Linked DNA regions of Homo sapiens: region 2 is linked to region 1. The links are chromatin contacts, found by Hi-C or POLR2A ChIA-PET in ENCODE. All regions are on one chromosome and are shown on one strand. The core of a region is the stretch at or near the end of the contact, and the rest is flanking DNA. Distances in the headings are between cores, read along the strand shown. Region 1 overlaps APPL2 (adaptor protein, phosphotyrosine interacting with PH domain and leucine zipper 2). Region 2 has its middle 13 kb from the start of TCP11L2.

Region 1 (7,210 bases), core at 2,647-5,146:
CCTGGGCCCCGGGGGCCTGCACACCTTCCCACTGCCTCATTCCCAGCCTGATATCACCTCCAAGCGCACAGCTCTTGCCCCAGCCACGCTCCACTTCAGAGCTGTTCAGACAGGCAGTGCATTTCTTCCACGTGTTGGCGCCTCCTGGAAAGCTCGTCCCCATGGCTGACTCCTAGTTTGTCTTCAGAACATCTGTTCCCTGGAGACTGTCTGTCAGAGCCTCCCAACACAGCCAGTATTTTTCTTTTGCAGTTCTCATCACACTTGTAACTATTTTTTTGATGCGTGCTTCCCTGAAAAGCCCCATGAGGACAGGGACTGTGCCCTTGTTGAATGTCTGGCACATTATAATTGCTCACTACATTTCTTTATGGACTGACTGACCAGAAGGAGCAGTCATTTGTAAAGGGTTAAAAAATAAAATAGCAAGCTTTAACCTTTTGATTTGTTTTGGTATTGTTTTCCAAATGTCTGAACAAAACATTTTATTATTTGACAGGCACACACATATGCTTTCTTCTTCTTTTTTCTTTTAGCTCCATATGGTGGAAAGGGATTTTTTTTTCTTTTATAATTTTTTTTTAGAGACAAGGTCTCACTCTGTCACCCAGGCTAGAATGCAGTGGCACAATGATGGCTTACTGCAGCCTCAACCTCCTGGGCTTAAGGGGTCCTCCCATCTTAGCCTCCTGAATAGCTGGGACTACAGGTGCATGCCATCCTGCCTGGATAATTAAAAATGTTTTTATTTTGCAGAGATGGAGTTTTGCTGTGTTGCCTAGTCTGGTCTCAAACTCCTGGTCTCAAGTGATCTTCCTGCCTCAATCTCCCAAAGTACTAGGATTATAGGTGTGCACCACTGGACCCAGCCAATATTACTTTTTAAGGGATTCTCAGAGATGGCATTTTTCAGTGACTATGTATACATTGGACTAATCTTACTTGCTTTTTCTCTTCTCTCCACAGAATGAGATGTGCCTGGCCACACAACAGCTTTCTAAGCAACTGCTGGCATATGAAAAACAGGTAACTTGGTATTTATGTGGCCTGTGATGCTGCTGTGTTCAGGACTTTCTTAAGTGGAATTATCCAGAGGCATCCTTAGAGACCTAAATTATTTGTTTCATTTTCTTCATAGTTTTTTTGTCCTGTCTTTTCCCTTCCACTGATGTATTGAAATCAGTGATTATCCCAAAGTCTTTATGAGGTATTCTAATTAGCCTCTAGAAGTAATTAACTGCCATTGAGGGTTCCAAGTCTCCAAGGAACTACAAGTGAATCAACATTAGCAATTCCAGGAAATAAACACTCAAATAAAGTCAAAAAATATGTTTGACAGAAAGGAATGGCCAGGGAGGGTCAGATGAGTGCACCCTGGGGGCAGGACAAAGGGGATAGCTGTGACTCCCTCTTCAGGTAGACACTTCTGATAGGACGTGCTCTTGGAGAAGAAAGGACGTCGGTGTGGAGGGTCGTGTTCTGCAGGTGATGCTTCGTGCTGAATTCCCCAGTATTCACTTAACACCTGCTTCTTTTATTCTTTGGTCTTAGAACTTTGCTCTTGGCAAAGGTGATGAAGAAGTAATTTCAACACTCCACTATTTTTCCAAAGTGGTGGATGAGGTAAGATAGCAACATAGAAAATTTGTATTTGATTCTTTCTCGAACTTTCTTTTGTTGTTATTTTGGCCCACTTTCCATTTTTAAATTTCTACTTAAATATCTGAGAAGGTATCTCAACTTCTTGATCTTACAAAGCTCCTTTCCTAGGAGAGGTTATACACTAACTATTAATGTTTGTTTCTGGTTTGAGGGGAATGGCTTCGATATATATGAAGAATAGACCAAAAGAAAGATTTCTGAGAATTCGGTTTCTAAAGGAGAGTATATTAGTTTCTCAGATTGCCATAGTAAATTACCATGAATATGTAGCTTCAAACAACAGAACTTTATTCCCTCCCAGTGTGCTGTAGGCCAGAAGGCTGAAGTCAAGGTGCTGGCAGGGCCACACTGCTTCCGTTGGCTCCGGGGAGAATCCTCGTGCATCTTTTGGTGGCTCCAGGTGTTCCTTGGCTGTGGCAGCATCACTCCAGTCTGGCTTTACATCCCCTCTACCCCCCATGTTTTTCCTCTTCTGTGTCTTCTCTTTTTATACAGGCACTTGGCATTGGATTTAGTGACAATCCAGGATGATCTCATTTCAGGATCCTTCATTACATCTGCAAAGACTCTTTTTTTCAAATATTCACATGTTCTGGGTGGTCATATCTTTTAGGGGAGGGTCACAGTTCAACCCACTACAAAGGGTTTATTTTTATATTTTTTTCTCATTTTTTAATTTTGTAGGGATGGCCTCTTGCTTTGTTGCCCAGGCTGGCCTCAAACTGTGGCCTCAAAGGATCCTCCTGTCTAAGCCTCCCAAAGTGCTGGGGTTACAGACATGGGCCACCATGCCTAGCTTACTACAAAGGGTTTAATACAACTGTTCTTATAGCTATATTTTACAGTACATTTGGAATATTTGTAAAAAACGAAACCAGGTATTATAGGAAAAGTGCATAAATTCTAATTGTAAAAAACATAAGAGCTCAGATGCTACTAGTGCTGGACAGAACTCTGCAAAATTAGGTAGATATAAATAGTTCCATCTTTTTTTGTTGTTTATAAGACGGAGTCTCGCTCTGTTTCCCAGGCTGGAGTGCAGTGGCGCAATCTCGGCTCACTGCAAGCTCCACCTCCCGGGTTCACACCATTCTCCTGGCTCAGCCTCCCGAGTAGCTGGGACTACGCCCGGCTAATTTTTTGTATTTTTAGTAGGGTTTCACCCTACTAAAAATCTTGGCCAGGATGGTCTCGGTCTTCTGACCTTGTGATCCGCCCACCTCGGCATCCCAAAGTGCTGAGATTACAGGCATGAGCCACCGCGCCTGGCCAAATAGTTCCATCTTTTAAGGAGTTTGAATACTCAAAAAATCATGATAAAGAATAAACATAAAGGAGTGTGCAGATGCCATTTAACTGACCAGTTATTGATCTGCAGTAGATACTGTCTTCAGTTTACAAAATGAGAAACTAACATTCATATAAAACTGTACTGATTGCATTTTCGTTTATTCAACAAACCAGTTCAACAAGCCATTATTTATTCAACAAACATTTATTGATGACCTCCTATTTAGCAGACGCTGTTCTAGGCACGGGGGATGTAAAAGTGAACACGTCATATGATTTTTATTGGGCTTTGTCCTCTACCCTACTAAACAGTAGGAAAAAGACAAACTCATTCTCTTTCTATACTTTCAGCACTCAGCACACTTTGGTCACCAAAATGTGTGGGTTTTCCCCACATCAAGCAATTCTGTGACACTAACTGGCTGTCCTACAATTTAACTCAATTCTGACATATCTACCTGGAGATAGCCTCAGATCCCACAAGTTAAGGGCATGATCCCGCCAGACTACCCCCTCCCCCACACTTCAGATGCCAATTGCAAGTCTAGGCCTCTGGTACTTCTGACAAACGAGCTATAAACTAGGGGTTCCTGCAACATCCCCCTGGGATTTGATTATTTTCTAGAATGGCCCACAAATCAGGGAAACACTTAAATTTACCTTTATTATAAAGGATATTACAGAGGACACAGATGAACAGCCAGATTAAGTGATACATAGGGCAAGGTACAGGGGAGGCGGCGTGGAACTTCCGTGCCCTCTCTGGGGACGTCACCCCTCTGGGCTCTGCCAGGTGTTTTAATGACCTGGAAGCTCTCCAAACCCTGCAGTTCAGGTATTTTTATTGGCAGCTTCATCACATAGATGTGATCAACCTCCAGCTCTCTCCCGTTCCTGGAAGATGGGGGCGGGGCTAAAAGCTCCAAGCTCATAATCGTGGTTTGGTGTTTCTGGTGACCAGCCCCTATCCTGGAGGCCACCAGGAGTTGCCTCATCAGAACAAAAGACACTCCCATCATCCAGGAAATTCCAAAGGATTAGGATCTCTGTGTCAGAAACTGGGGTCAAAGACCAAGTATTATAACAAAATATGCTCCTAGCACTTCTATTGATGAGGAAATTACAAGGGTTTTCAGAGCTCTATGCCAAGAACTGGGGGCAAAGACCAAATACATATTTTTTATTATATCATGATATCACATGCACTGCGTGGCTCTCTCTCAGATGTGTTGAAATGGATAAAAGATACATAGAAGATGTGATTATAGAGGAGCAAAAGTGATTTTTGGAAGGTTGGGGAAGAGTTTTCCTTAATGAACAGTAGAAAGATAACCCAGGGCGAGAAGCAATAGACTACACTCCTGAGTCACATGTTTGCTTGAGAAGAGAGTTGCTAAGGAAACGCGGTTAGTTGTCGAAACCCCAGAAGCAAGATTTCCAGTTTAAAATATTTACTTACAACCACGTTGTCATGGGCAGGAATGATGATTGTTTTAGTAGGGAGTGAATAGTTCCCAAAGGATGGAAGTATGGTTTTTATTTTTTTATTTTTTGAGACAGAGTTTTGCTCTTATTGCCCAGGCTGGAGTGCAATGGCACGATCTTGGCTCACCGCAACCTCTGCCTCCCGGGTTTAAGCAACTCTCCTGCCTCAGCCTTTCCAAGCAGCTGGGATTACAGGCATGCACCACCACGCCCGGCCAATTTTGTATTTTTAGTAGAGACGGGGTTTCTCCATGTTGGTCAGGCTGGTCTTGAACTCCTGACGTCAGTGATCTGCCCGCCTCAGCCTCCCAAAGTGCTGAGATTACAGGTGTGAGCCACCACGCCCAGCCAGAAGTGTGGTTGTTACAGGTAGTATCATGGCACCCTGGAAGAGTTAGCTCTGCAAGGAGTTTTCAAACAAACCTTTTGATGTAAAGACCCAGAAAGTGATAGCAGTTAGCCCAGGTGGGGCCTAAATCTGGGAAGAGGGGAGTAGCTGTTCTCTCTACCTGGGCCTAAACCAGGTTGAAAAAATTTTAAGGCAAGTTATTTGACTCAGAAATTACAGGAAAGTTCAACAAAAAGTAGAAATTTATGTGGCTTACACCTGATAGAATGCGTTGGAATGAGATCTTCCATGTTATAAGTCACACAGAGATTTCCACGCATGGTGATTTCCCTAAAAGCAGAGTTTCTGGACCACTTCTTTTGAGTGCACCTGAGACAGGATGTCATTGTCATTAGAGTCCACTGATTGAAGACCGAGCATATATGCCAGGCACTCTGCTCTGAGTGTGTCCTGTTCATGTCACTGTCTTGTCCTCACATGCCTTAGCCATGCAAGGAAGATGCTGTTGTCCCCATTTTCTATATGGTGATGCTAAAGTTGTGAGAGGTGATGCATTCCCCTTCCATTCTCCTGAGTGAAGGTGCTCTGGTTAGCAGTGATTATCCTGTACAACTCACAGCTCAAAAGCCCCATGTTAAAAGCTGATGACATAACCCCCTTAATTCTTGGGGAGAAAATGAGTAGCTGGGAAATGTACCATTTCTGTAGTGCATAACCATTGGAAAGACACTTAATCTTTCTGAGTTTTGGTTTCTCCATCTTATATGGCATCAGCAAGGCCCACTTAATTGGGCTATTATATTGATTGAATTAAATAATGTCTCTCAAAGCGTCAAGCACAGAGCCTGTTAACTGTTAATGAAAAACAGTACCTTTCTTATAGAAGTTATTCTGGAAAAGTAGTCATCACATTCTGTTCTGAAGGCATTTACTGGCATGGCTGTCTTCCTGTGTTACCCTCAAATACAGCTGCCATGCTTTGACTTGGTTGAGCGATAGGGAAAGTGTTAGCAGTTTGCCCCGGTGCTTCCTTGCCTGGCAAATGGTTGACCTTAGGCAAGTCTTTAAGCTTGTAAGAGTGGCCTCTGAAGCCACAGCCTCGAAGGACCAGATCTGTTGGGAGATGCGTGTGCAGAAGGTTGATGAATATGCGTGACTGCCAGCACTGCTAAAAGAAACTTTGCCACATGTTGAATCCAAAAGTGATTGCTGGGTGATTTCCCCTTAGTCACCCAGCAGGAATCCCAAAATATCTGGAAGTCTGTGGTCTAGTGGGAAGATCCCTTCCACTGTATTCATTGCCAACGTCTAGATTCCCAAACGTGAGCATAAAGGACAAATTCTGTATCCCAGGCTATGTAGTGGAAAGTAAACGAATCTTAGATCTCACCAGCCCCAGATTAAAAGCCCAGCTATGCTGTTTATTTGCCCTCTGGATTTGGAGAGCTATTTGCATGTCTGTAAAGTGGTGATGATAAATAATACCTAACTCACAGAATGGGTGAGAACTACTTAGTATTGAGCGTATAAAGCTGGCATGCAAAAAGTACTCAAAAATGCACTGATAGGGATAATTTTTATTTCTCCTAGATAATTTACAAAGATAGAATTTACTCAGTCCTTGAGGTAGAAGGGGAGAAAGAGTCAAGGGCTGTTAAAATCATCTGGTGAGGAGCATCACATCCAAATGCAGTTATCTTATTCTCAGGTCCTTTTCTAGACTAAAGGTCTGAAATCTGGCAGAGTTGTTTTGGTAGGAAGTATTCTTTTTTTTTTTTTTTTTTTTTGAGATGGAGTCTCGCTCTGTCACCCAGGCTGAACTGCAGTGGTGCGATCTCGGCTCACTGCAAGCTCCACCTCCCGGGTTCACACCATTCTCCTGCCTCAGCCTCCCACATAGCTGGGACTACAGGTGCCCGCCACCATGCTGGCTAATTTTTTGTATTTTTAGTAGAGACAGGATTTCACTGTGCTAGCAAGGATGGTCTCGATCTCCTGACCTCATGATCCGCCTGCCTCAGCCTCCCAAAGTGCTGGGATTACAGGCGTGAGCTACCACGCCTAGCCGTTAGGGAGTATTCTTTCTCCAGAGTCACTTCCAGGCCCATAGCTGGCCGTGGTTTTCAGGCGAGTAGGTTTCCAGCAGGCCCATCTTTCAGGCGTGGCTTCAGCCTCCCTGGAGAGTGAGAGAGTCGAGCAGCCTGGCGAGGTCCTGAGCCATGACAGCACTGACAGCTGGCTGTGTTCTCTGCAGGCACATCCAGGCATTAGGATTCTCCAGTGGGGTGGGGCCCAGAGTGGGAACACAGAAGAAGCAGAGTCTGCCCAGTGAACAGGGTAACTGTGGGCCCAGACACTCTGTTAGCAAGCTTCATTGGTGCCCTGGTCAGTTAGAACCTTGCATTTCATTTTTCATGCTTCTAG
Region 2 (7,210 bases), core at 3,119-5,618, 1.1 Mb before region 1:
GAGGACATGAAAGTCACTCACTTCAGACTGTTCCTTGGGCACAAGGAATGTCTTCTACTCATGAATACAAGCAATTTAACTGTCTGAAGGCTGAACTCAGAGGCTCAAATTAATTGCCTGACTTTGGACTAACAAGGGTTTCAGGGTTTTTTTTTTTTCCTTTTAGCAGGAGGGGTTGTGCAAAAATTAAACTTCTCCTGAGCACCTAAAGTCTCCAGATGCTGGGCAGGTAGTGTTTACCAACACTCCCCTCAATAGCTGCCTCTTATTCTCAGACTACCTGATGGCTGAGACCACGATGTCTCTTTTGGGCAAAGTCGTTCTCATACTTGCTCCATAAAAGGGGAAAATACAGGTATGGGAGTTCCTCTTCTGGAGTACAGATCTGAGGCACATGCAGCTATGCCCTAACCCAAATACACCTCTTGGTCATGGGTGACGAGAATAGGAGATACTTCTGCCTGTGCATTGGAGCCTGCAGTGAGCAATGCTTGCTCGTGTTTGCCCCAAAACCTTTTTCAGACAATAACTCTTTATATCCATCTTTGTTTCTTTATTTTTTATTTATTTATTTTTTTAATTTGAGACGGAGTCTTGCTCTGTTGTGCCCAGGCTAGAGTGCAGTGGCACGATCTCGGCTCACTGCAACCTCCACTTCCCGGGTTCAAGCAATTCTCCTGCCTCAGCCTCCAGAGTAGCTGCGATTACAGGTGCCCACAACCACACCTGGCTAATTTTTTGTATTTTTAGTACAGATGGGGTTTCACTATATTGGCCAGGCTGGTCTCGAACTCCCGACCTCAGGTGATCCTCCCACCTTGGCCTCCCAAAGTGCTGGGATTACAGGTGTGAGCCACGGTGCTGGGCCTATATCCATCTTTAAATTAATCTATGTTATTTTGCACGGTGCCTGTGACATAGTAGTTTCTCAGTGCTGTATATACTGATTGGTAAGAGGACGTTACAGACACACTTCTAAATACTGGCTGGGAGTGCGGGAAGTTAGTTGGCAGGGACAATCACTGATTAGGAGGGAAGTTAACTCTGACGAACTTTGACTATAACTTCCTTTTTCCTTTTTTCTTTCTTTCTGCTTTGCCTGAAAATTAGGAAATAGACAAGGTAGTCAGAGGGGTCAGAGAGCTAATGGTGAAAATTAAGAAGAAAATATATTCCCTTCTCTCTGCTTAAATTGCAAAGGGATCTCTGTCCCTTTAAAGAAAATCAAAAGCTATATGACCGCAGAGATTCTTGAGGAAAATCTACATAGTTTTTCTGGAGACACGATAAGCTGAAACAAACTCCAGGCAAACCAAGAAAGATGAAGAATCATTTAGGACTACCCAGAATTCTGCAAAGTACGGTGATTAAGCAGTGTTTCAAACAATTACAGTCATGGTTGCTTAATGATCAGGATACACTCTGAGAAAGGCATCATTAGGTCCTTGTGCAAACATCACAGAGTGTGCTTACGCAAACCCAGGTGGCATAGCCTACTACACACCTAGGCAATATGGTCTAATCTATTGCTTCTAGGCTACAAACCTGTACAGCACGTTACCATACTGAATATTGCAGGAAATTGTAGTAACACTATGGCAAGTATTTGTGTGTCTAAACATATCTAAACATACAAAAAGTAGAAAAAATATGGTGTAAAAGATAAATTATGGTACATGTATCTAGGGCAGCTACACTGTAATCTTATGGGACCACCATCAAATATACTGTCCACTATTGACTGAAACAGTTATGAGATGCATGACTGTATAATTATTTACAAAGACACATAACAACATAAACATTTCTTTTGGGGAATAGTAGCAGGGTTGGGAAAAATAGCATACAGGCAGTGGAAAGAGGGTAGATTTATTAAAAAAAAAATCAACCTTCTGTTTGAATTGCAGCACTACTATCTAAATGCTGAAGGATTTTAGGCAAGCTGCTTAACCTTTCAAAGTCTGAATTATCTTGTCCATAAAATGAGAATGATCAGGCCTAACTAATTGGGAATCCTGTGAAAGTAAAATGAAATGAACATATGTAGACTATGTGCCAGAGAGTGACTTATCTACTTCCTTTACCTGCTGGTCACACAGCCTCCCTTATGGTTAGATATTGACTTACTACCGGATTTACTGGATTCTGGCCAGTGAAATAGGAGGGAAGTGATGGATGGATCTTCACTCACTTTCTTGGGACTCCAGATTCATTTTTTGTGTGTGACAGGGTCTTGCTCTGTCACCCAGGCTGGAGTGCAGTGGCACGATCATAGCTCACTGCAATCTTGAACTCTTGGGCTCAAAATATCCTCCTGCCTTGGACTCTTGAGTAGCTGGGACTACAGGTACATGCCACTGTGTCCAGCTAATTTATTTTATTTTATTTTATTTTTGTAGAGACAGGTTCTTGCTTTGTTGCCCAGGCTGGTCTCGAACTGCTGAGCTCAAGTGATTCTCCTGCCCCAAGCCTTTAAAAGTGCTGGGATTACAAAGGTGAGCCACCGCACCTGGGTGCCCTGGACAAAATTGTACCAATAAAATTGATACCATCACTGTTTCATTTATATATCTGGTTACATCTCTTCCTCCCACTGGACTCTGCGCAGATAGGTAATCTTCTTCATGGCTGTCTTTCTAGTGCCTGATGTGGTGTCTGGTACAAAATTTGGTTCTTCATAAATATTTTGTAAATAAATAAACAAATGAGCTACCCCAAAGCTGAGTCTTGAGGGGTGAGTTAGCTAGAAGAAGAAAGGGAGTCAGAGTGTTCTAGGTAAGGGGACAGAATGACAAAACTCAAAGAGGTGAGAAATGGCAGTGTGTACCTAGCGGGGAAAAGCCAGACTTAAAGAGCAAGAGGGATGATACATTTCGCATTATTTAGTTGATTTCTCTTTGTATAAGTCTCGCCAATCTAGTTTTTTCTTAATCCCATTGAAAACGAGGGGAAAAAAAGGCCAGGTGCGGTGTCTCACGCCTGTAATGCCAACACTTCGGGAGGCCAAGTCAAGCAGATCACTTGAGGTCAGGAGTTTGAGACCAGCCTGGCCAACATAGTGAAACCCTGTCTCCATTAAAACTACAAAAAAATTAGCTGGGCATGGTGGCTGCTGCCTGCAACCCCAGATACTTGGGAAGTTGAGGTAGGAGAATCACTTGAACCCGGGAGGTGGAGGCTGCAGTGAGCCAAGATCGTGCCACTGCCCTTCGGCCTGCGCAACAGAGCAAGACTCAATCTAAAAAAAAAAAAAAAGGGAGAGAGAGAGAGGAAGAAAAGAGAAAACTAGCTTTTGGTGTAATATTCAGGTCCTGAAGCAGTGGTTTTATACATTGGTATATCTTAGATATTCCTGCCCACCATGCTTCTGTTTTCATATTTCTCAGGATTTCTCAAGGAGATGAGAGAAAGCCACAGAGACCGATGTTTCTGCTTCCATACCACTTCCCTGAATCATGGACTCCATATCTTGCTCTCTTCCTCCTCTCATCATGTGTCATGTCACATACCTACTCAAAAACCATCAGTGGCTCCCCATTACTCCCAAGTAAAACTCAAACTTCAAGGCCTTCATTGATTGGGAAGCAACCAATTCTTTCTGCCTTATCTTCTAGCAAGCTTTCTCTAGTTATAATGATTGTGCAACAAATTAGTCCCTAAACTTAGTGGCACAAAACAACCTTTCATTATGCTCACAGATTCTTGTGTATCAGGAATTTGAACAGGATTCAGCAGGGAAGGCTTATCTCTGCTCCACAATGTCTGGGACCTGACCTAGAAGACTTGAAAGTGGAGGGTAAGAGTCACTGGAAAATCTCCACACTTGTGGTGGTGGTTGATGCTGGGAAGACTCCAGTAGCTGGGCCTCTGAGGCATCTCTCCATCTCGCTATGTGGCCTTTCCACGTAGTCTCTGCAGCCCAGTAGCTTCAGGGTAGCTGGAATTCTCACACATGGGTTCCCAAAGCACATGTTATGAGAGCATGCCAGGTAGAAGTTGTATCACCTTTTCTAGCCTGGCTTCAGAAGTTGTGAAGTGTCATTTCCACTACATTCTCTTAATTAGAAGCCTGTCATTAGAGTCGGCTCATATTCGAAGGGAGGGGCATTAGACTTTACCTTTTGTAGGAAGTGTCAAAGAATTTGCAGACATGCTTTAAAACTACAGTGGTTCCCCCTTATCTGTGGTTTCGCTTTACAAGTTTTCAGTTACTTGCTGTCTACTGCAGTCTGAAACTATTAAATGGAAAATTCCAGAAATAAACAATTCATAAGTTTTAAATTGTGTGCCATTCTGCGGAGCATGATGAAATCTCGCCCCATCTTGCTCCAACCCGACCAAAACATGAATCATCCCTTTGTCTAGCATATCCATGCTGTGTACACTACATGTGAGTCACTCAGTAACCCATTAGATTGACTGTGGCAGTATTGCAGTACTTGCGTTCAAGTAACCTTTATTTTACTTAATAATGGCCCCAAAGCACAAGAGTAGTGATCCTCACATATTGTTATAATTATTCTATTTGATTACTAATTATTGTTGTCAATCTTTTACTGTACCTTATTTATAAATTAAACTTTTTCATAGGTATGTATGTACAGGAAAAAACATAGTCTGTATAGGGTTTGGTGCTATCCATGGTTTCAGGCATCCATTAGGGGTCTTGGAATGTATCTGCCACAGATTAGGAAAGACTACATACCACAAAACCCCACCATTATTTGTCACACTTTAGGAATGCTAAAACACTTATTGATACCTAAATTTGGGGTCCTGGTTTTACTTATACACTACTCTTTTCTCACGGTATCTTTCACCCCATAAATCTATCTATCTCCCAAATTTCTACTTGCCATTTAAGATTCAGCTCAGATGCTACCATGCAACCTGTATCATAACCTTCCACGGCTCCACCTTTGGAAGTAATTATGCCCTTCTCTGTACTCCCCACAGACCTCAGTTTCAATTTCCCCTGGGTGACCTGAATACATATTTGTTGAATGGATAAATAGAATAGGATAATAAAATCTTAGGTGTGAAAGTGACATTAAGTGCTACTGAGAACATCCTTTTTGAGTTTATTTATTTCTATTCATGTCTGTTCCTCCTTTAGATTTTTAGTGTCTGGAAGGCAGGGACCAAATTTCACTCACCTCTGTAACCACCCCCCAGCCCAACCTTTAGTTCTTCCAGCAGTGATTTGGCCTAGTAGGTCTTCAAAGAAAGTCAGTTAAAGGAAGAAACCTACCTCCCAACACACACACCCCCTGCAATGCACATTTGACTAATTTGCTATTTCTTTACTAATCAGGTAATATTTGGTTTGAGGCAGGTTGGAACAGTTCGAAGAAATGATCTCCAAATGCTCTAAGAGCATAAAATGCTCTTAAACCACAAGAAGCCACAGGTCAGAATTAATAGTCTTTGTTATGGCTACCTTCCCACCAACAGCCACTTTTCTGGAGAAGATTGATGCTATTGTTTTAAACAGACCTGTGAAGGGTCACAGGTTGTAGCCTCATTCTCAGCCACCCTTCCTAGCCCCTTACCTGTCTTATTTTCTCTTCTGCAAAAGCAGAAATTTCTGGGCCACAGCAAGCAGATGAATCAAGATCATTTTGTGTATAGTCGATATCAGCACTTAAAAAAGCAACCCACTGTTGAGCAATTTATGATTTTTTTTTTTTTTGAGATGGCATCTCCCTTTGCTGCCCAGGCTGGAGTGTAGTGGCACGATCTTGGCTCCCTACAATCTTTGCCTCCCGGGTTCAAGCGATTCTCCTGCCTCAGTCTCCCGAGTAGCCGGAATTACAGATGCCCGCCACCATTCCCGGCTAATTTTTGTATTTTTAGTAGAGACAGGATTTCACCATGTTGGCTGGGCTGGTCTCGAACTCCTGGGCTCAAGTGATCCACCCACCTCAGCCTCCCAGTGTTGAGATCACAGGCATGAGCCATTGTGCCCAGCCCAATGTATGATTTATAAACAAACGACGTCCCAGTAATTATCAGGGATTCTTGGCAAGAATACCTAGTTGCACATAGGAAACTTAGTTCCTTAGGTGGCTCATAAAACACGATTCAAACAATAATGTCTTTGAAATACCAAATAGTTAAGCTGGGCGTGATGGCTCATGCCTGTAATCCCAGCACTTTGGGAGGCTGAGGTGGGTGGATCATGAGGTGAGGAGTTCGAGACCAGCCTGCCCAACATAGTGAAACCCCATCTCTACTAAAAATACAAAAATTATCCAGGCATGGTGGTGCGTGCCTGTAATCCCAGCTACTCGGGAGGCTGAGGCAAAAGAATCATTTGAACCTGGGAGGCGGAGGTTGCAGTGAGCTGAGATCGTGCCACTGCCTTCCAGCCTGGGCGACAGAATGAGACTCCGTCTCAAAAAAAAAAGAAATACCCAGTAGTTGCAATGAAAAAAAAAATGATACAATGCCAGTAATTAAACAAACCTGAAAAACAGTGAATATAGTTTTTCTAAAGAACTTCTTCAGCATGTTGATGTTTGGGGGGAAAAGCAAACTGAAGGAAAGAAAAATAAGAACATAGTTGGAGAATTTGGAAGTATATTTACTAAAGACTGACCCCATCCATGATTTGGATAATTAATTTACCTGGTTCATTTTTACATCTAACTCAGATTTTCAACTCATGTTTTACTCCTGGTCTCAGTCCACACAACCTTGTGAGTAGAAAATGAGGTCATACTTCCTTTTTGTATTCAAATTATGATGGCATGAGTGCATACCAGCTGTATTGCTGGAAATCAGTCTTCTTTAAACCATCCCGCAGTTAGTTCTGAGCACTCATGCATGTCTCTGAGTTTACAAACACTGCATGCCATTAACCTTGTTTGTCCTCTCTTACTCGGATTATCGCGTGTGCAGGTTTGCTGTGCATAGAGATGCTTAGACACCTTTGCCACTATGAGCCATAGGACAGCCAAGACTCATGGCAGACAATCTCTGGATACTTCCATAGCTTCCAAACTTGTGCTGGGCTCAATGCAGAAGTGGGAGGCAAGTCCTCTCCCTGACCCTGTACACACTCCTGTTTGCTTATGCTTGGAGCATCGTGATGTCTTCCTTAATCAGTTCTAACATAGTTTAGCCTCCTGGAGACAGCTCTGTTAGTGCCTAGCCCAAGAACTTTGGCAGTTATCAGATTATTAATCAGACATGGCTTTGTGAAAAA

Evidence for each region. Hi-C counts contacts between places; a loop is a spot of excess contacts on that map. ChIA-PET counts read pairs that join two places held with the same protein, here RNA polymerase II (POLR2A).
Region 2: a loop to region 1 is called in a map of PC-3, with 4 times the contacts of the local background. The contact joins two enhancer-like sites. A Hi-C loop is called at or near these places in 1 of 168 maps with a recorded cell type or tissue (PC-3). POLR2A ChIA-PET finds 5 or more read pairs at or near these places in 1 of 52 experiments (activated naive CD4-positive, alpha-beta T cell).

What each region holds. Positions count from the first base shown.
Region 1 is chr12:105,211,482-105,218,691 of GRCh38, reverse strand. APPL2 (adaptor protein, phosphotyrosine interacting with PH domain and leucine zipper 2) reads left to right here. Exons shown (of 21, transcript NM_018171.5): 3 at 967-1,026; 4 at 1,552-1,623. Among named protein-coding and RNA genes, the nearest start is that of APPL2, 21 kb to the left of the region's middle. Within about 2 kb of position 3,896, at least 10 of the 41 ENCODE cell types and tissues checked have a DNase peak (open chromatin) inside an H3K27ac peak, as active enhancers do; they include PC-3, where a contact is called at or near this core.
Region 2 is chr12:106,285,754-106,292,963 of GRCh38, reverse strand. No RefSeq gene overlaps it. Among named protein-coding and RNA genes, the nearest start is that of TCP11L2, 13 kb to the left of the region's middle. RefSeq lists an enhancer at 4,239-4,533. Within about 2 kb of position 4,368, at least 6 of the 41 ENCODE cell types and tissues checked have a DNase peak (open chromatin) inside an H3K27ac peak, as active enhancers do; they include PC-3, where a contact is called at or near this core.